Regions from separate parts of the Mus musculus genome. Here region 2 is linked to region 1. Evidence: chromatin loops called from intact Hi-C (ENCODE). Cell type or tissue: gastrocnemius. All regions are shown on one strand. Each heading gives the region's core, and the rest is flanking DNA. Links, peaks and the distances in the headings are about the cores only.

Region 1 (10,177 bases), core at 1,712-6,711:
GCATATCAGATTTACGTTATGATTAATAACAATAGCAAAATTATAGTTACGAAGTAGCAACAAAAATAATTTCCTGATGGTGGTGGTGGTGGTGGGGTCACCACAACATGAATTGTATTAAAGGGTCGCAGCATTAGGGAGGTTGAGAGCCACTGCCCTAGTTCCACACACTGAGGCCACATTCAACACTCCTGTTGCTATCTCACTCCTAATGGTTAGTCCAGCCAAGGGTCAGTTAGAGACCAATGACTTTTCCAATGGGACCAGAAAAAGAGAAAGGCCAACCTCCAAGCTAAAGCCAGAGCCTGTGAGTCCAGCAGGCCTGACCCAGCCTATGTGTGACCCACCCTCAGATCTGCCTCAGCCTTGGCCGCCTCCTCCACCACCTGGCCCACTCCCCGCTGGGCTCGGTCACCCTGCTTGACTTCCGCCCTCGGCAGTTTGTGCTAGTGAACGGGGAGCTGAAAGTGACAGACCTGGATGATGCCCGCGTGGAAGAGACACCGTGCACCAGCAGTGCCGACTGCACGCTAGAGTTTCCAGCCAGGAACTTCAGCCTGCCCTGCTCGGCCCAGGGCTGGTGCGAGGGCATGAATGAGAAACGGAACCTCTACAATGCCTACAGGTAATGACCATACGTGGTGGGACTCCAGCTAAGGGGACTGGTGGAGTAAGAGCCAACCAGGGAGAATAACCTTGACCTAGGGAACTGAGGGGCCCAGGCAGGATCGAATGTGGCTGTGGAGCTAAGAATAGATAGTGCTGAGGAGAGCTAGGTTGGAGGGGCAGCTGGAGGCTTCCTAAAATAGTGTCGCATTCAGGGCCTGAGACTGCCAGGACTGGCATGTGCCTTCTCCACCCTAGCTCTTAACCTTTACAAAGCTCCTCGAAGCTGAGAAGCCCCAACTATGGAGCTGTTCCACCACCGGGTCAAACAGAGGACAGTGTGGCCTGGAAGATGAGGACGGGGAGAGAAATGGACCTCTGGGCCCAGTTTGGTCTGCAATCAGCTGTAGTCACAACTGAGCCCAAGCCCATGCCTCACAGCTAAGTAGTGTAGGCCTGCCTGGTCCCTGTGTGAGGTTTCTTTCCCAGACCACGTTGAAGTCCATTGCTAATGGAAGGGATGTAGTTCCAAAGGCTGGGCCCCTGAGCCCCTACCTCCTCTCTGCCACAGGTTCTTCTTCACATACCTCCTGCCACACAGTGCCCCGCCTTCCCTCCGACCTCTCCTGGATAGCATCGTCAATGCCACGGGTAAGCCTCAGGACCCGTACACATCGGATTACCTGCCCCTGCCCTATCAGAAATAGGGACAAGCATGACCCTGGGACATGCAAGGTCTAGGACCCATTATATTCTAAGATAGTGTTCTGTGGTAAGGACCCTCCTTAGCCACCAAGTCCTGGCTTCGGGAAGGAAAGAGGGTGGCTTCCCATGGGAGGAATGGGAGTGGGAGCCAGGCATGTGGTGGTAACCGGGCATGTGGTAGTAACCATACCACACTTTGCAGGAGAGCTCGCCTGGGGGGTGGATGAGACCCTGGCCCAGCTGGAGACAGCGCTACACTTGTTCCGAAGTGGGCAGTACCTGCAGAACTCTACAAGCAGCAGGGCTGGTGAGTGATGGACAGGGCAGGAACCCAGGGACTGGGCAGGCAGGAGCAGGATTATGAGTGAGTGACCTCCACCCACTGGGCTATTACTTACTTTCTTCAGAGACTTGGTCTCCAAAGGCCACTCTCGCTTTGAAGCCCTGCCTCTGACTAACCTGAAACAGCAAGCATTTGCCTTGAGCAGTTGGGTGAGCACTGACACCCTCTGTAAGAATGGCTTCAAACCCCTCCAAGGAGCTGGCTGTATGACTTACCCCTGGGGCCTCTTTTTTTCTCAACTGTGAATTGGGTTCAAAATAATTCACCTAGCAAACTTTCTTATGGGGATTAACTAGCCTACAAGGTGTGTAAAAGCAATTAGCACAGTGCCTGTTACACAGCTGGATCACAACACACATTAGCTTCTCTTCCCTTCCTCTGCACTCCTGGGGCATGGAGGGCAGCCGGAGGAGGGGGCAGCCTACTCTGAAACCAGCCAAGAAGCTGTTTCCCCCAGGGAGGGGGGGGGAACTATAGCTACTGTTACAGGCAGTGGTCCCTCTACAGAAGCCTAAGGGTTTAGCAATGGTTGGGGGGTATGGGGGGAGCAGCCTCCATTTTCAAGGAGGCCTGACCAGCCTTAGGGGTGGGGGAGCCCTCGTTAGCCCTGTAAATAAAGTTTAACGAGGTGAACAATGGCTGGCTCTGTCCCTGAGGACTCCGTTTATGGGGCCATAAATCACAGGCAACCCTGCCTGGACTTTGGTCCCTGGCAGGAGAAGGAGGCAGGAGGGTGGGGTGGCCAGAGGCCCAGGGCTTCTGCATTATCAGGCAGCAACTGGGGCTCCTAGGGTGGTGGGAAAGACCAGTGAACCAGAGGCCCACCTCTCAGCCTCTTGAAGAGCCTCTGCACTCACTGAGCATCTGAGGCTCTGAACCACAGGGAACTCCCAACCCTTCTCAAGTCCTTGAACCCCGAATTGTGGCATTTTGTGTCCATCTACCTGCTTCTTAACCGCAAACTCCTTTGCTGGAGTCCCAGGTCTATCTTAGAAGCTTAGCTGGCCTCTCCGCAAAGTCAGGACCAAGTATGTCTGAGGGGCTCTGAACCCTTGCCCCGCGTGGACAGGACTAGAATCGAGTCAGGAATCCTCAGGCCCCACCCCAGGCCTTCCCAAATCAGTACCTACATTTCGGTAATACTGCATGAAAGTGCACATGTACCACGATGTGTGAGAAGCCTTGTCCTGCATGTCTAAAACTCCCTGAGCTCCGACACAGACAGCTGGTTATCTCTGAGTACGTGCCTGGCCCACATATGCCATTCGTTCTATGCTGTTGATACTAGCTACGTGGCCTTAAATCTAAGAGATGTGTGTGCCCTCAAACCCAAGTCTACCTAGCTGTAATGTGAGCTTGAAGAGCTCTCGCTGCCTTCATTTCCAGGCTGGGTGCACTGGCCTGGACTTCAGCTTTCGTCTAGCAAATGAGTCTTGCGATCCCTGCTCACAGAGCCATCCTCAGCCCTCGCCCGCCCCGGGCACACAGTTCTCACTCTCTTCCCTTTAACTCTTAGAGTACCAGCGCATCCCGGACAGTGCCATCACACAGGAGGACTATCGCTGCTGGCCATCCTATCACCACGGCGGCTGCCTCCTGTCCGTGTTCAACCTGGCTGAGGCTATAGATGTCTGTGAGAGCCATGCTCAGTGTCGTGCCTTTGTGGTCACCAACCAGACCACCTGGACAGGTGAGCCAGAGGGAGGGGGTATCTCAAAAGAATGGCTATACGTCTCCAAAAGATGTGAAGGGCTCCCCTCAGAAAAGCCAGAGGGCAGGCAGAGATGGTGATGATATATATATATATATATATATATATATATATATATATATATATATCCTTCAAGTCAGTCACTTTATAGAAAGTAGTCTTACCTCCAAGAAGAAAATTACCCAGATCTGTAAACTCTTATCTCTGCCCCTAGGTCGGAAGCTGGTCTTTTTTAAGACTGGATGGAACCAAGTGGTCCCTGATGCCGGCAAGACCACATATGTGAAGGCCCCTGGTTGACTGGTTGTGGGCTCAGCTGACCAGCTGGGCTTGCCTGCTGCAGGCGTGACTTGCATCCCACCTGGGAACCCCTGCAGACAAAAGCTAGCTCCCAGAGCAACTGATGTGACCAGGACAAAACGTGCAATATGCAAAAATGTTAAAATGTGAGTTTGCCAGCTTCAGTCCCAGACTGGTTGGAACCCGATTGCCTCTCTGGAGCTGTAGGCTGTGAGCAGGGCTCAGGCTGGTCTTAACTGGGACAGTCCCGTGGGCAGCCCATTACTGCATTCATGCTTTGAGAATGTAGCCAGAACACTGCTGCTGCATAAGCCACCGTGGGCAGGAGCTGCCTGGGGACAACCAGTCTCAGAGTGCTCTCTCAGCTCAGCTCCGCTCCAAATGGAGAGCGCGGGATGCGGAGATGTGAGTGAACCAGCACTGGGAAGAAGGCTCTCGGGCCTCTCCCTAGAGGTTGCTCCTAGGCCAGCCCCGAGGCCGTGGGCAGCAGTGCTCGCATCCATATGAGCCAAGACTAGAGTGGAGGAGCAGATTGCATTTGAGCCAGGACTGGGGTGGGGGTAGGGTCGGGGCCTCTCTGCCTCATTTGCTTTCAGTGAAAGCCAGGGAGCAGCCGCAGCCAGGCTCCTCCCACTCCTGGAGGCCAGGCTCCTCCCCCTCCTGGAGGCCAGGCTCCTCCCCCTCCTGGAGTTTGCGTACCCAGAAGCTTTTATACTTCTCGTTCATTAAATTGTTTATTTTTGTAAAAAAAAAAATTAATCAATTAATAAAATGATGTTTTGTGACAAATGCTCCCCTCCGTCATGAGCTCGTGAGAAGACTGTCTCTCAGCCCCAGTTATGCCTGTAGTGCGTTTGGCTGGTGGTGTGTGTCTGTCTGATGGAGTTTGGCAACCTACGGGGAGCGAAATCTCAGTGGCAAACCCTGAAAACTCGGTGGCCCTTGATGCCTACCCTGAGCAGATGTGAGGGTGGGTCCCATCCCCTCAAGGAGGTTCTAACTTGAACACATTTTTGACTTCCTGTGCACAAAGCCTTAGCCCAAGAGTGCTATCTCCATAGTAGGGTGTTGGCCATCTCAATTACCTGATGGAGAAATAATTAAGATAGAAGGAGTTAGCCAAGCGACCTCCAGGCTTGGCCTGGTGCACCTACACCTGTGTGACCACCGATGTCCGGCACAAGTTCATGGGCAGGTTTCTTTTCTTTCTTTTTTTTTTTTAGGTCCTTTCTTCAGCGAGAAATACATAGAGAGTGAAGAGAAAGAAGGCTCTTTGGAAGAGCGAGCTTCAGTTTTCTGAATTTAGCAAGAACCATCTAGCAGGGAGCATATGAACCAGAGGGAAAATGATGAGACGGGTTTGGGGGAGAAAGGGGAAGAGAGATCGGGTTGGAGAACTCGTCCCTATGCTGAGACTGCAACAAGCCAAGGCATAGAACCTTCTCAGAAAGAGTCACCCAGTAGCTAAAGGGACAGGGACAGTTTTCCCCTCAAACCTGTACAGCTTACCTTACACCCCACCCCCTCCCTGAGGACAAACAGCCACACTTAGTCCTGCAAACTTGAGAGAAAACACATTTGCAACCTGGAGTGGCAAGGCTAAGACGTGCCCAGGAAAGGGGTGTCACTATCCGGAAGCATTATTCTCCCCTCCAGATGGCACGTGCACATCTTCCTGTCTCTCGGGTCCTGGCTGCATAGTTTTCTCCTTCCCACAGACTCCAGAACCAGAGCGTGACACCCGCTCTGTCCCACCCCACTGGAGCAGCCATGATTTTCCTGGAGCAGTGGGCAGAGAGAAATACGTTCACCTACTGCAGCCTCGGCCGATGTCAGAGAAGGGAAGCCTGGTGGGATGGGGGCGTTCAAGGCTGTTTCAAAGTCAAGGAAGACAGAAACAAGGTGAGGAGACGGTGTAGCTGAAGGGTCTATCAGGACCAGACCAGGATGGCCAGCAGTCCTCGGAAGTGCTAGTGTCTAAGCTGGCTAAAATAACCTCCCTGAATGTATATGTCAGTAAATTATAGGGTCATACTACCTGAAGAGTTTGGAATGAATGAAATTCTGTCCGCAGCCAGTACTGTGGCCATATTGGCAAACACTGCCACTGTTTTATCGGTTAGTCGAGCACGCAGGGCTTGCCCTTGTAGCATTAGTTAACTGAGAACTCAATGTCTGCCTGTGGTCTGTTCACAGAGAGCACCCAGGGCTGCTTCAGGGAGCAAGGCATATCAGACTGTCTGAGCACCCCTGCCTAGGGTACCCTCAAACCCCCAAGCCAGCACTGCCTTTGACTAAGAAGAATGAGCTGGCTCCCTGGCCAGTGTCCCGGGGAGTGGAGTGTGCAACAGACAGAAAAAGCTAGGAAGAGGATTAACTTGAAAGCAGAAAATGGGATTAGGAGACTTTGGGATAATGTGCCCACCCACCCCCGTCCATGACAACAGCTTCTGGCATTTTCATTCTTTGGCCAGAACATGTAAAACACGGTTTGCCCCCCGCTCCTGGATCAAGAGGCAGAGAGTTGCTTGACTAACTAGGATTGTTCTCGGCTGCCCTCCCATGCACTTCTCCTTTAATCCTCTGGGCAATGAGATGGGTGTTTGTCCTGAGGGAGCCAGGATCCAGCCTGTGGGGTTTTAGCTTTCCAGAAGCCTCCGATCTCCTCCTCTCAGCATACCCTCATCTCTGAAGGCTGGGGTCACCCACAGGACCAGTGGTTCGCTCACACATGCCACTCCACAGGAAAGGGACCCCAGACTGCACTCTACGTCTTAGTTGGGGTTTTATTGCTGCGATGAAACATCATGAACAACAGCAAGTTGGGAAGCAAGGGGTTTGTTTGATCACAATCCATCGCTGGAGGAAGTGAGGACAGGAATTCAAGCCCGCCCGGCCGGAACCTGGAGGCAGGAGCTGATACAGAAGTCACGGAGGGGTGCTGTTTACTGACTTAATTCTCATGGCTTGCTCAGGCTGCTTTCTTATAGAACCCAGCACCAGCAGCCCCTGGGATGGCACCACCCACGATGGGCTGGGTCCTATCAATCACTTACAGCTGGCTCTTAGGGAGGCGCTTCCTCAGCTGAGGCTTCTTCTCCTGTGATGACTCTAGCTTGTGTCAAGTAGACCACACAAAACCAGCCAGTACAATTGACCCCGTGTCAACCTGACACACAAACACATCACTAATAAGCTGCAACCCTTACTCTTACTCTTCCCAAGATCTAAATAACTTTAAAAGTCCCGCAGTCTTCACAAATTCAAACTCATCAAATGTTCAGTGCCTTTAAAATATCTACTCTCTTTTAAAAATCCTAAGTCTTTTACAATTCAAAGTCTCTTAACTGTGAGGTCCAGTAAAATTCTTTCTTACCTCAGAGGGAAGAAACAGAGCAGAGTCACAATCAAAGCAAACCAAAATCAAACTCCAACCATCCTCGCACATTCTCCAAAGAGCTTGGGTCACTTCTCCAGCTCAGCCCTCTGTAGCACTCTAGGCTCTGGTTGACTCCGCTCCATTGCTGCTGTTCTTGGTGGTCATCCCCTGGTACTAGCATCTCCAAAACGCTGGGGTCTTCTGCTGCAACTGGGCTGCACCTTCACCAATAGCCTCTCATAGGTTCTCTTCATGGTGTCAAGTCTCAGCTTCTCTGCATGACCCCTTCAGTCCTGGGTCTTCAACTGCCACTGAAGCTACACCTTCTCCAATGGCCTCTCACAGTGCCCAGCCTCAGCTGCTCTCCATGACCCCTTCACGCCTTCAAAACTGGTTACCACCTGGGTGCTCTTGGACAGTACCAAGTCCAGCTGCCAACACAAAGTACAACCGTGACTGTCTCTGGAACACAGCTTCTCTGTGCTCTCAGAAAACACCAGAAGATTTCACCTCAGTGATGCTGGTCTCTTCTTAATCATTGCTAATTTCTTAGCTCCAGCTAACCAGCAACAATTGTCCCAATAACATAAAAGTTTCACTTTAGTTGTCCTGGTATCTTGTTAATCACAGTGGATTCTTTAGCCTCAGTTAATCAGAACCACAGAATCTTAAATCAAAATAGCAATGGCCCTGATAGAGTCTTTAATCTTCTCACTGAAATGTCACAAGACAGGCCTCCATCTCCTGCACTGCTCTCAACATTGTTATCTCCCAAGACCCTACAGAACATCAACACTCAATGGCTTTTCCAGCTCAAAGTTTCAAAGTCCTTCCACAATCCTCCCCCAAGCATAGTCAGGCCTATCACTTCATAGTCACAAGCATAGTCACAAGCATAGTCACAAGCATAGTCACAAGCATAGTCACAAGCATAGTCACAAGCATAGTCACAAGCATAGTCACAAGCATAGTCACAAGCATAGTCACAAGCATAGTCAGGCCTATCACTTCATAGTCACAAGCATAGTCACAAGCATAGTCACAAGCATAGTCACAAGCATAGTCACAAGCATAGTCACAAGCATAGTCACAAGCATAGTCACAAGCATAGTCACAAGCATAGTCACAAGCATAGTCAGGCCTATCACAGCATAGTCACAAGCATAGTCACAAGCATAGTCACAAGCATAGTCACAAGCATAGTCACAAGCATAGTCACAAGCATAGTCACAAGCATAGTCACAAGCATAGTCACAAGCATAGTCACAAGCATAGTCAGGCCTATCACAGCATAGTCACAAGCATAGTCACAAGCATAGTCACAAGCATAGTCACAAGCATAGTCACAAGCATAGTCACAAGCATAGTCACAAGCATAGTCAGGCCTATCACAGCAATACCTCAATGTGCTGGCACCAACTTCTGTCTTAGCATTTCCATTGCTATGAACAGACATCATGACCAATGGAACCCTTATAAAGAGAGACGTTTCATTGGGGCTGGCTTACAGTTTCAGAGGTTAGTCCATTATCATCATAGCAGGAAGCATGGCAGCCTGCAGGTAGACATGGTGCTGGATGAGTCGAGAGTTCTACATCTTTAGGCAGCAAGGAGGAGACAATTTCACTGAGCTTAGCACGAGCACATAGAGTCTCAAAGCCTGCCTCCACACTTCCTCCAACAAGGCCACGTCTCCTAACAGCGACACTCCTTATGGTCCAAGCATTCAAACACATGAGTTTATGGGAGCCAAACCTATTCAAACCACCACACCACACCTTTGAAGGGCTGCACCGTAGATGGAGAAGCAGGACCATCTATCTCACTGGCATCGTCACACACGATGAGAATGTCCCCACAGGGCCGGTCCCTGAAGGACCCTATTGAGGTCTGCTGCACAAGAACCCCAACTTCTATCCACCTGTCTGTGGCTGTTGTGCCTCTCACATGGGAAAACTGTCAGTCAGTCTAACTATAGGAAGCTGACAGATCAAGATCCTTCCTAAAACGCCGTCTCAAGCTTTCTGCACCCCCCCCCCCCGCCCCCGACAGCTCTCCTCTCGCCTTGTGCCTCTTCCATGATTTCCTTCTCAAAGTGTGGTGGCAAGGCACTCTGACTCCAGCATCCAGGGCCTCAATTGGAAGCAGCAAAGTGAATGTAAGCCACGGTGACAAGAGTAGGGCATAGGGGAGTCCCGAGAGCAGTGCTGCGACCTGGAACGGTAGGAGCTAAGTTGTCACCATCTCTTACCACAGGAAGGGATTGGGGACTGTTACCAGAACCTGGAACGCCCCCTCCCCCAAAAAAAAGGAGTCATATGGAACGGGACCACAAAAAAAAAGAAAAAAAATGAAGTGACCAGAGCAAACACTTGCACAGTTGACTTCACATAGACTCTTGTCATAGTCCCCTCCCTCCCTCCCTCTCCTCAATCTCCTGTCAAAAGAACCAGCCTAAGTTATCATCGGAGGGCTAAGGAGGTTGGTGTGGACGCACTGTTACCCAGTGTCCCAGAGAGGCAGCAGCGTGGCAGGGGACCTACACAGACCAGGAGCCCACCACTGCTCACGCTGAAGAACTGGCTGGCCTTGAGGTGCTGAAGAGAAGATGTCTAACTCCAGTTCCATCTCTATGTATCTAACCACTTACTGAGCCGTTCTGGTGAAATTGTAGCTTTGGCCCAAACTTTCAGGGGAGTCCTCTATACCATATATTCATATTGCGGTTCCCCATTCCTGAAAGAGTTCTTACTCTCTGATGAAACTTGGCCCTTGGAAGAAAAAAAAATCTTAGAGAATACAATGTTTTGTGTCCCTCCAGATTGTAACCAGATATGCAGCCAATCTATGCTATTAACATCCTGTGGGAGGTGTCTAGGGAGATGGCTCAGTGGATAAGCCTAGACATAAGGACCTGAGCTTGGATCCTCAGCACCACATAAAATCCAGGCAGAGTGACAAGTGTCTGTAACCCCAACATCACGTGGACACACCCAAATATTCCATGTCCTCAAAACCAGTAGTGAAGATAATAAAGGAGAAGGCTTATAGAAACCCATTTTGGTTTCTTGAACTGTTATTGAGAGTTTTCAATTTCTCACCTCAGGCCAGTATGGTGGCTCAGCAGATAAAG
Region 2 (10,177 bases), core at 2,252-7,251, 140 kb before region 1:
AATTTTGGTTAGAAATCCTTGCACACGTGACACAGGAGATAATTTGGGGGCTAATTGGAGCTTTGTGGGAGGCCAGCTCCTTGCAGACCTCCCCCACCCCCTGCAGCCTCTGTTTGGAGGGTGTTTCCTCAGCACGCATGTTTGTTTTGGATGAGAGGGCTTTTTACACCTCTGAGGACTCAGCCAACACAACACATGGCAAACTGCTTCCAGCCCAGCCCAGATGTGTACCCAGATGTAAGGAGGCCAGTGTGACGGGACCTCAGGACTCCAGTCTGAGGATGCTCCTCCCGTATAGCTCGAAGGGCAGTGGGTTTGGGTGTAATGGAAATACTGTTTGTGGAGAGGGGTCAAGAATAGCTTCACAGAGGAGATGTCTGTGAGCTGGTTTCCACATGGGAAGAGAGAGCAACGAACGTCCTTCAGAGGGAGGTAAGAAGGGACCCAGGGGATCTGGAAGAATGACATCGAGTTCCATGATAGTGGAGAACAGCTCATGGTGAGAGTGACTGGAGAGGGATCTGGAGATGGGGCAGGGGATAGTGAACAACTTCCTTTCTTCTGTTCTTCCTTCCTAATAGTAACACACACAAACTCACACACACTCACGCACATACAGCACACACATACACATACATACACATAATCACCACACACTTACACACATACACACACACACACTCACACACTCATGCATATATACCGTACACACATACATAAATACATACATACATACACACATTCACCACACACACATATACACACATACACACACCACACACATACACGCATACACATACACCATACACACACACATACATACATACATACATACATACACACATTTACCACACACACACACACACACACACACACACACACACACACACACACTGCTCTCCACTGCAGGGTATTTGTTCATTTAGACACAGCCATGTCCAACCTTTTGATGTTGTAACAACACCATGTTTATCGCCTACAAAGTCTACCCTTGCATCCACCCTTGCAATTAAGCTATGGGGCAGGGGAGGTGGGGTAGGGACAGAAGCAAAAGAATCACAAAAATATCTCAGAATATTTAAGTGAGTTTACAAGTTTGTTGTGGACTGGGTTCTGAACACCCTTCCCCAATAAAAGAGCCTGCATGTCCTTAACTGGGTCACTGGGTCGTGTGACCCTCCTTGGGGAAGAGGGTGCAGAGGCATAGCATCTATGGGAATGAAAGTTTTCATTTTCTGAGAGCATGGGCTGGAAGGCCAACCTGAGACCTCTTGCTGCTGTCTGTGAAGGAAGGCCTTCCCAGGAAAAGTCGAGAGGAAAGGAAACAGGAGAAGGAGTAGGGATTGACATTATTTGAGCTCCTCAGCCCAGCTCCACTTAACTAGAATATTTCCATTTTCCCTAAGACCAGTCAGAGTTGGCGTTCTGCCTCTTGCAACTGAGAAATGTTTGGTTAACAGCACTGAAAGCTCACATTTAAATTATACTTGCAGCAAGAAGCGGACAGCTCTCTCTACCTGATGTAGGCAGCCATCCAGTGGCTCCCTGGGGTAGAGAGAGGCAGCTGCCCATCAAAATGGATGTTCCATTTCCATCAGACAAGGTGGCAGCCACAGGGATGTCCAGCCCATGGTCTATTTTACAACATCCCACTCCTCTCCCCCAGGCCCCCAGCCTTCCTTGCCCTTCAATGTGACAACAGCAGAGGTCCAGCAGTATAAGGGTAAGCGGGAGCCATAGGAACCATTTCCACACAGAGGCCTCTCCACACTGCACTACACTTCTGCCTAGATGCAGGGGTTGGGACATGGTAGGAACTGAGTCTGGCTGGAGTCAGGCGAAGCAAAGATTTAAACTTGAATGGCATAATAAAAACATTGCTCTCTCTACAGACAGAGAGGGGCTGAGACACTAAGAACACTGCTGGGCCTCTTTCATTACAAGCTACAGTTTTGTGAACAGAGCCTTATGGCGAGGGGATGGGCTTGTGCGAGGCTGGCCTGGCAGGATTCAGGAAGTCATTAGCCTGATGGTTGTAGAAATGTTAGTCAAACAGGGGGTCTGTTATTTTTTCGTTCCAGAATGTAGTTGTCTGTGTTTGTCCCTTAGCTGGCTCTCGAGCATTGTTAGTTCAGCAAGTCCTGGGCCAGATGTCACCCGCAGCCATAGTCCTTCTCCATCCACTGTCACTCAAAGAAAACAGGATTCAAAAAGAGGGAGAAATAATTTTTATTTAGAAGACATTCTGTAAGGTAGGAGGTCCTAAAGCAATGAGATACCCAGTGAAGAAGGCTCTGACCTCTAAAGGTCCTTCTCTATGAGGGCAGCCACCAGCAGAGAGAACGTCCTGCTCTAGACAGCCAATGTTGATAAATAATAATAATTAATAATAAAAACCTTTGGAGCTTGAGCTAATAATGCACCGAGGGATGTAGCTAGCACAACAGCTTAGGTCACCCCAACCAATGCATCCCCTCCATTGTTCTGTGGGATGTTTAGAGTCTGGACAGCCTACTGCCTATGGCTTTACTATGCTTTGATGGACTTACTACGTCACGACTCCCACAAAACCTTCTCGCTTCCCGTATTTCTCTAGCACTTACTGCATGGTGGGTCATGTGTTAACGGTGAGTGAGAGCCGTGAACTAGGCACAGCACGTCTCGCTGGTTCCAAGTCACTGTGGAACGTAAGACTTGCTTTATGCGTGGCTGTCACCAAAGTGTGTGACACTAAGGAAATGTGATTGCCAATTAATTTAAGGGCGTACCACTAGAAGCTGTTCTAATTTCAGAAACAGAAAGGGAGAATATGTGTCTTTAAATGGATGAAATATGCCATTCAGTTTTGTTTTTGTTTTTTTTTTTTTTTGGTTTTTTTTTTGTTTTTTGGTTTGGTTTTGTTCTCTGCTTGTTTCATTTGGTTTGGGGGGCACAATTTCTTTAAGAGCGGCACTAACTCATTAGGTCGGGAGGCTATGCGCATGGCATCCCTCGCCCTTGGCAGTGGGAGGACTACTCTGCAGACTTGGTTCTCTCCATCTGCGTTTATATGAGCTCTGGGGATCAAGCCTAAGTAACAAGTGTTTTCCCTTCTCTACCACCTTGCAGCCCAACGATGCTGCATATCCTGGACAGTCCGCAAATCCATGATCCCCCTGCTTCTTTCTGACTTCTGAGTGCAGGGATTACAAGCACGCGCCCACGCACCCCGCAAGGTACAGTGCTTCTTATTTCTAGGACATTGGTCATCTTCTGGAGAGCCAGAGGAGCAGATAAGGAAAAAATTGTATTTATAAATTCTTTAACAGGGATTGATAGCTCATCTAGGAAGAAGTGAGCAATCTGGCCTCAGAGGTAAGGGCAGCTTCCCAAAGGAGACCATTTGGGCTGAATTTTGAGTATAGAAACAGCAGCAGAGAGGTGCTGCTGCTGAGAGGACCTGCAAGTCTCTGAGATGCCCCCTCCACACCTGCAGAGAGGCATGCATGCACACACACACACCCCGGGACTGTGATGGGTTAGCAAAACCTCAAAGCACTCTCATGTGCATTCCACCGAGACAGCTTCATTTTCTAGATAGATGGAGACTAATCCTTTAGGTGCCAAGGCACAATTTTAAAGTGGAAAAACCTTCCAAAATACAGCATCGTAAACCGTTTGGCATCCACAGAGGGCACACCAGGGGGTCTTGGTGAATCTCCAAGTTCACAAATGCAGCTAGGCCTGGGCAGACTCCTGCTTGCTCAAAGGATCACATTTATGGGGAAAGCTCCAGTCATCTACTGTGAAGCCCACACCACCCGCCCCACCCTCCTCCCTTTGCATGGACTCTATACTTTGGCTTCTTGCTTCATGTTGGATGATGTAGTCAGAGCCCAGTTTTCTCTTTAATCAGGATTGTACATGGATCGACTCTGTCTATTGCTGAATAAAAGCTCCGGCTCACCCATCACTTCAAGTGCAATCTTGTGACACTCTGAGTCACTTGACGTGATGAACAATAGGTACAGTGTGGTGATCTGAATGAATGCCAATTTCCGTGTAATCATCACGTCTTATAATTTGATTTTACAGCATGTCGCTTCCCCACACTGGGTTGTCACTTGCAAGTCTGTGGTGGGAAGGGGAGAGGGTTTATCTCCTATGTCTTTTGTCTCCCTTCCCCACACACACCTGTACTTACACACTCATGCACACGTACACACATATGTATACACACATACACACAAGCACCCACATGACACACATCTATGTCCATATACATACACACATTCACATGAACATGCATATCTATGTATGTCTATGCACACTCACACACACATGCACATGTATTCTTACACACATGTGTATATACACACACACACATAGTAGGGAATGAGGCACAGGGCTGCCAGAGCCCTAAATCCCTTTCCTGGTCTTTTCTCCTCCTCACTGTCTCCCATTTTATACTCTGAAGGTGGATATGATGGTGCCAGGAGTTCATTTTGGGTGTCTGGAAAGATGGCTTCTGTGAAGAAGAGTACTGGCTGCTCTTCCAGAGTACCTGGGTTTTGATTGCCACCATCCATGTAGTATAGCTCACCTCTATCTACAGTTCCAGTTCCAGAAGCCTGGCGCCCTCTTCTGGCCTCAGAAGGTACTCCATGCTTGTAGTCCACATACATGTATGCAGATAAAACACCCAAACACATAAAATTTTAAAATTGAGAAGTTCCCTCTGGGGGCTAGATCGATGGATAAAATACTTCTGCAACCATGACAATATGAATTTGACCACCACCACCACCAAAAAAAAAAAAAAAAAATCAAATGAATACAGTGGCCTCTGCCAGTAACCCTAGGGACAGAGACAGGCAGAACTCCAGAGCTTGCTGGCCAGCCAGTCTAGCCAAATTGGCAGGCTCTGAGTTCAGTGAGAGACCCTGTCTCAAAAAAAAAAACAAAACAAAAAAAACAAAACAAAAAAAAACAGTGTTGTAAGCAATTGAGGAAGGGTCTGATCTATACATATTCATAATTCAGTTTTTAACCTCCTAAGATAAGATCGTCAGTCAACCAAATGTTTCTCAGCTCTGCACCCTCCCCACCCAGCCAACATCCTAGATAGAAGCCCCTATCTGTGTGGATGGAGGACACGTGCCCACTCTCTCAATATGACCATCTACAAGGGGGAGAGATGAGCCCTTCAGAGTTGTGGGAACACGAATCTCTATTACATACGCCCTCTACTTCTGGTATTTCGTTATGCCAACCTGAGATGACCAGAGCCCCTAATGAAGTGGTTTAATAAACTATTTTCTGTATACAATATTCCTCTAGCTTTCATATCAGGCACGCAGAATGGCAAGACAATACAATATTTACTGAGAGAACGCGTAAATGAAAAGGCAGAGCAATGCACCCGTTTAATTTATGTATCTATCATTATGCGGGGAGCGTACACACCCAGCACCCACGCGGAGGTCAGAGGACAACTCTGTGAAGTGAGCCTCCCTTTTCCCTTTCTGTGAGCTCCAAACACTGAACTGGGGTCCCCAGGCTTCTGAGGCAAATCCACTGAGCCTCCTCCTCAGCCCTACCTCACTCAGTTTCCATGTCTGAGTCATATAACAACATGTTCTTGTCTTCTTGTCTATATTTTAAGTTTAAAAAAAACCATAAAGGCGACACAGGAACACGCATGAATGTAGATGTGTGAGTTAAACAACAAAGAACCTGGTAAAAGCAAAAGTAGACATTTGCCTCCCTAGCATCTCCCCAGCCTCTCCGAAACCCCTCCTCAGCCCCTCCCTGGCCCCTCCACAACCCCCCGCCCCGCCCTCCCCCTCCTCAGCCCCTCCCTGGTCCCTCCCCAGCCCGGCCCTGGCCCCTCCCTGGCCCTGCCCCAGCCCCTCCCTGGCCTCGCCCCAACCTCTCCCTGTCCCCTCCCCCGCCCTTCCTGGGCCTCTCCCCAGCTTTTCCACAGCCCCTTCCCATCCTCTCCACAGATCCTTCCCAGCCCACCATATTAATATGTTCTCAGCAAGAGAGGGCTCAGACACCCAGTGTGCTGTTTCTTCCAAATCTATGAACCTATATGAACGTAGGAGTCCTACCATGTGTGTGCCACAGCCGCTTGCAGCTTCCCGCATGGCTGTGTCTCAGTGTTTCTCCCATGTTTTTTTTAAGTTCAGAAACATACAACCTTATTCTGAGCTATTCCCATAGATGGGCATTCCAGGTATTTTTAATTTTATCCTCATAAAACACTTTAAAATACAACCCTCCCCATGCCTTCAGGGATGCATAGCCAACTCTCTTGACTACAATAATGCTCTGTGGTTACTCTCTGTCTCCAATCACAGTTACCTGTTATGCATTGTAGCTTCCGGCAGGTATGATACTTAGTTTCAGTTCCTTCTCTGCTGAGAAGTTACACTGTCTCGTCAGCAGGCTCTCCTTGGACTTGTTTCCTTGGTGTTCTCTTTAGCTTGACAAACAAGTTTCTATTTTTATGTAGCCAAAAGCAACAAATTCTTTCTTTGAGGTTTCCTTGGCTACTTCCAAGATTAATGAAATATTCACCTACATTTGCCTGTGTTAGTGTTGCTATTTTTTGTAGTATCTGCAGTGCTAGGGAATGGAACCAAGGACCTCACACATACTAAACAATCACTACCCATGAGCTACAGCTCCAACTCCAGAGGTGCTTCTCCAGTTTAGCTCTTTGTTCTCTCTGGAATTAATTTTTATAGATGGTGGAGGAAGAAGAGTCAGCATTGTTCCCTAAATGTTCAGTAAACCCTATCTCATTTATTAAATAATCTATTCCCCCTTCTGTTGACAATGTTTCATTTATTATATACTAACTTTATACAGAGAGAGAGAGAGAGAGAGAGAGAGAGAGAGAGAGAGAGAGAGAGAACTATGTGAATGAAATTTCACCCTAACTTCTCCAGTTGTCTCTTTGTCCAAACATTAACCCTTTTCACTTGCCCCAGGACTTGGCTTAGGCAGGGAGTTTTGGGGACTGAAGCATCTGTTCCTCGCATGCACACACACAATTCTTCTCACCTCCAAGATGGAAAACAGAATGCAAATACTCGTGGCTGTTAAGAGTCTCCTTTTCCACTCTGGGTTTTTAACACTGTCGCAAAAGAAATTCATGTTTCACCAAGAAAAAAAAAATCAAATGCACACATGTCAGAGGCATGCAGATGTTAGCTGTGTTATCCCACCCCACACCACCGTAATGCTCAACCCTCTGGAGCATATCGGATGATGAGCGACTACTCTTGGCCTGAAGTGAGTGGACCCTGGCCTGGGCTGCTGGGACAACTTGAGGTTAGGATGCCTCTCTAGATAGAACCCGCTCTGTCGAATGAGTATGTCAGTGGGTTGGGCTTCTGGGCGTTAAAAAGGTGTCCAGATATGTACAATAGGGACACGCTCTGAAATCATTTCTCTCTGGCTTGTCTCCTAATGATCTTTCAGGCATCTTGATGTCAGCCCCAACCTCCCTGCTGTCATCCACGACAAAAGCCAGACATTCCTGTACAGGGACATGACGTCTCATTACCTCAAATTAGATGTGACCCGAAAATAAATTTGCCATGCTAGCCAATTATTTCTAGAAAAAACACCCACCCATAAGCCAACTGTCCTAAAACTAATATATTGTCTCTGATAGGCACTCTGCATTTTCTCTGATTTATAAATAACGACCCAGTACAAGTTACTTCATCCAGTTACCTTGGCACTAACACAGCGTTTGTGTTGGATGGGATCCTGACAGTAGCATTGCTCAAAGCCAGGCATTCTCAGGTGTTTTGCCAAGATTTTATTTGGCCAGGGCAAGGGTCTGGTTAGACCAATCTTAAACATGCTTAGCTATGGGCATTACTTCAGCCACAGTAAATGAAGTTGGCTTTGGGGGCCTGGTTGGCTCATTCATTTACACAATAAACCTCTGGGCAACCTCAGAAGATAGTCCTTGTCTTGCTGGTGGATGGTGATGGAGAACTCACCCCGGCTTGTATAGTCAGCTAAGACACGTGACTCAAGACTCAAAGGATAACAAAGAACAGTGCCTTCAAGCTATCGAGGGACTTCAGTTTGAAGTCCCACTACTAAATATTTATGTAAGAGACCCGCTGAGAAATAACACTATTCCAAGAAGAATGCTTGAAGGATAAGCAGTTCTCCACACTTCCAGATTTTCCAACGCTGATCTCTGGTTCTGCCGAGCTGCTAAAACACAGGTACCTGGAGTGCGTCAGACCAGCCCCAACAGAATTGCTTTTGCTAAACTGTTTTTGGTATGATGCCATCAGCATCTTTTTTTATGTCCTTATAAGAAACAGTCCCTGGAAGAGCATCATTACAGTGGACTACCTAGGGTGTTGAGGAATTGTGTATTACATTCCACAGTGTTTTCTTTATTGAGTATCCTCTAGGGTAATCTGAGTTTAGTACTGGAAGGAGTAGTCACCCTTCCAGGCAACTAGATCCTCTGTCTGTGGTATCACTTTCAGAAGGGTACCCTAAAGAGCGCTAAGCCAACGCACAGTTCATTGGTGTCCTGTGAAAAAAGATGCTTCATACTGAAAAAGTTAAAAAATCAAGTATATATATATATATATATATATATATATATATATATATACACATAAAAGGTAAGTATCTGTAGGACAGCACAAATGGCTGTCTTATCATATCATCAAACAAGATATGAGATGTCTCTGAGTCACCAGTATGTGTGTTACATGATGCTATCCAGTGTGGTGCTTGCTAGGGTCTGGGGACCAGTTCAGACTAGGTCTTACTGTAAAAGCTAACAAGGATATCTAAAACCCAGACTGCCTTCTCATGCCAGCCTGAGACTTTTGGCTTGAAGATCCGAGAACTCCCAAGATGCTTCATGATGCCTGGGGTCCTCTCTTACTCCTGGAACCCTGCTCTCACCCACCCTGCAGGCACACCCTCGGCTGTGCTCCACCCTTGACCTGGCAGCCTGGCTTTGCTGTCCCACCTTGCAGAATGTCTGCTCCTACCTGATTCCTTCTGTGCTTGCTGCTCAGAAGTTTCCTGGTCCTTGGTATTCTTCTCTGTTGATGGATTGGTTATTCCTGGTGATTTCTGGGGGTAGATGTTGGCATTTTACTTTTTGATTGTGAGCTGACTTTTAAGGACTGAGCCATCTCTCCAGCCCCGATGTGTCTGTGAATACCCAGACATCAGTGTCTGCATGTTGGTCTCATCAGTACCAACACCCTACCCACTATGGATCCAAGGCTAAAGAAGATGCTTTAAAATTCTGGAAACCTTCATTCTAATTATTGAGACTGTTACTTGTTCATTCCCATCTTCCTGGGCAACAGAAGCCTCGTTTTCAGCAGGCATCCTGGGCACTGCAAACAAATAGTTGTATTTCCCAGACTCCTTTGCAACCAGAAACAAACCAAGTCCCAGCCAGTGAGACTATTGTGAACCTGGCAGTTGCAACTTAAGGGGAGCATCTATCCTTAAAGGTTCACCCTTCTTAACGCAGTCGTTGGAGTATGGCTGTAATGCTGGAATCTCTTAACGCCATTTTAACCAGTGAAATGACACATTCAAGGTGACAGGGGAAAAATGTAAGGAGCACAGGTCCTGTTGGCTGTGGCCCATCATCCAAAATCCTTTCTGTAACTCATACAGCCATTCTTTGTCTTCCTTGGGTGTTAAATAACTGAGGCTTACAAAAGCTAGAAAGAGAACTGGATTTGGTGCCTAAGGGGACTTTACAGGACTCTGGAAACAAGGGATTTTCCCCAAATTCTCAGTTTTCCAAAAGAGAATGGTGGGTAAGGGGTCACCAATGTCTGGGATCCTCTGTTGAGGTGAGCACTGGCCTCAGGTCCTGTGTCAGCTCTGTGGGAGCTCCTGGTCATATTGGAAATGCAGGCCTCAGCCCTGACCAGGGAGTGCTGGACGGGCAGTCTTCACGGTCACTAGTAGTATATGAGCTTCCTCTCGGTGACGTATAAGAACCCATGCTTTATGGGAGAGGGAGGACACTACATAGAGACAGAAGTCAAGGTCACTGTTCCCATTTATCACAAGGAAATGACAGCTAGGAGGAAGTTATTTGGGAAAGGATGGCCTGGTCTAGATATTTCTTCCTATGTCAGAGGGAGAGTAGAGAAACTGGCTGCCC

What was found. Peaks named below come from ENCODE experiments on the same cell type or tissue, not always from the same donor. Only the 100,000 strongest peaks of a DNase experiment are listed, where the experiment ranks them.
Region 2: it touches region 1 in a loop (2.5-fold over the local background); 1 of 42 quality-filtered maps calls a loop at or near these places.

Annotation. Positions count from the first base shown.
Region 1 is chr17:83,220,613-83,230,789 of GRCm38, forward strand. It overlaps Pkdcc (protein kinase domain containing, cytoplasmic), which reads left to right. Exons shown (of 7, transcript NM_134117.2): 3 at 354-625; 4 at 1,178-1,257; 5 at 1,514-1,618; 6 at 3,171-3,344; 7 at 3,580-4,457. The coding sequence ends at 3,665. Among named protein-coding and RNA genes, the nearest start is that of Pkdcc, 10 kb to the left of the region's middle. In gastrocnemius, for the core only: no CTCF peak of the experiment used is centred there; DNase peaks (open chromatin) are centred at 4,209 and 5,983; H3K4me3 peaks cover 1,227 bases; H3K27ac peaks cover 2,562 bases.
Region 2 is chr17:83,082,281-83,092,457 of GRCm38, forward strand. No RefSeq gene overlaps it. Among named protein-coding and RNA genes, the nearest start is that of Gm19689, 9.1 kb to the left of the region's middle. In gastrocnemius, for the core only: a CTCF peak has its summit at 4,603 (motif pointing left); DNase peaks (open chromatin) are centred at 3,685 and 4,858.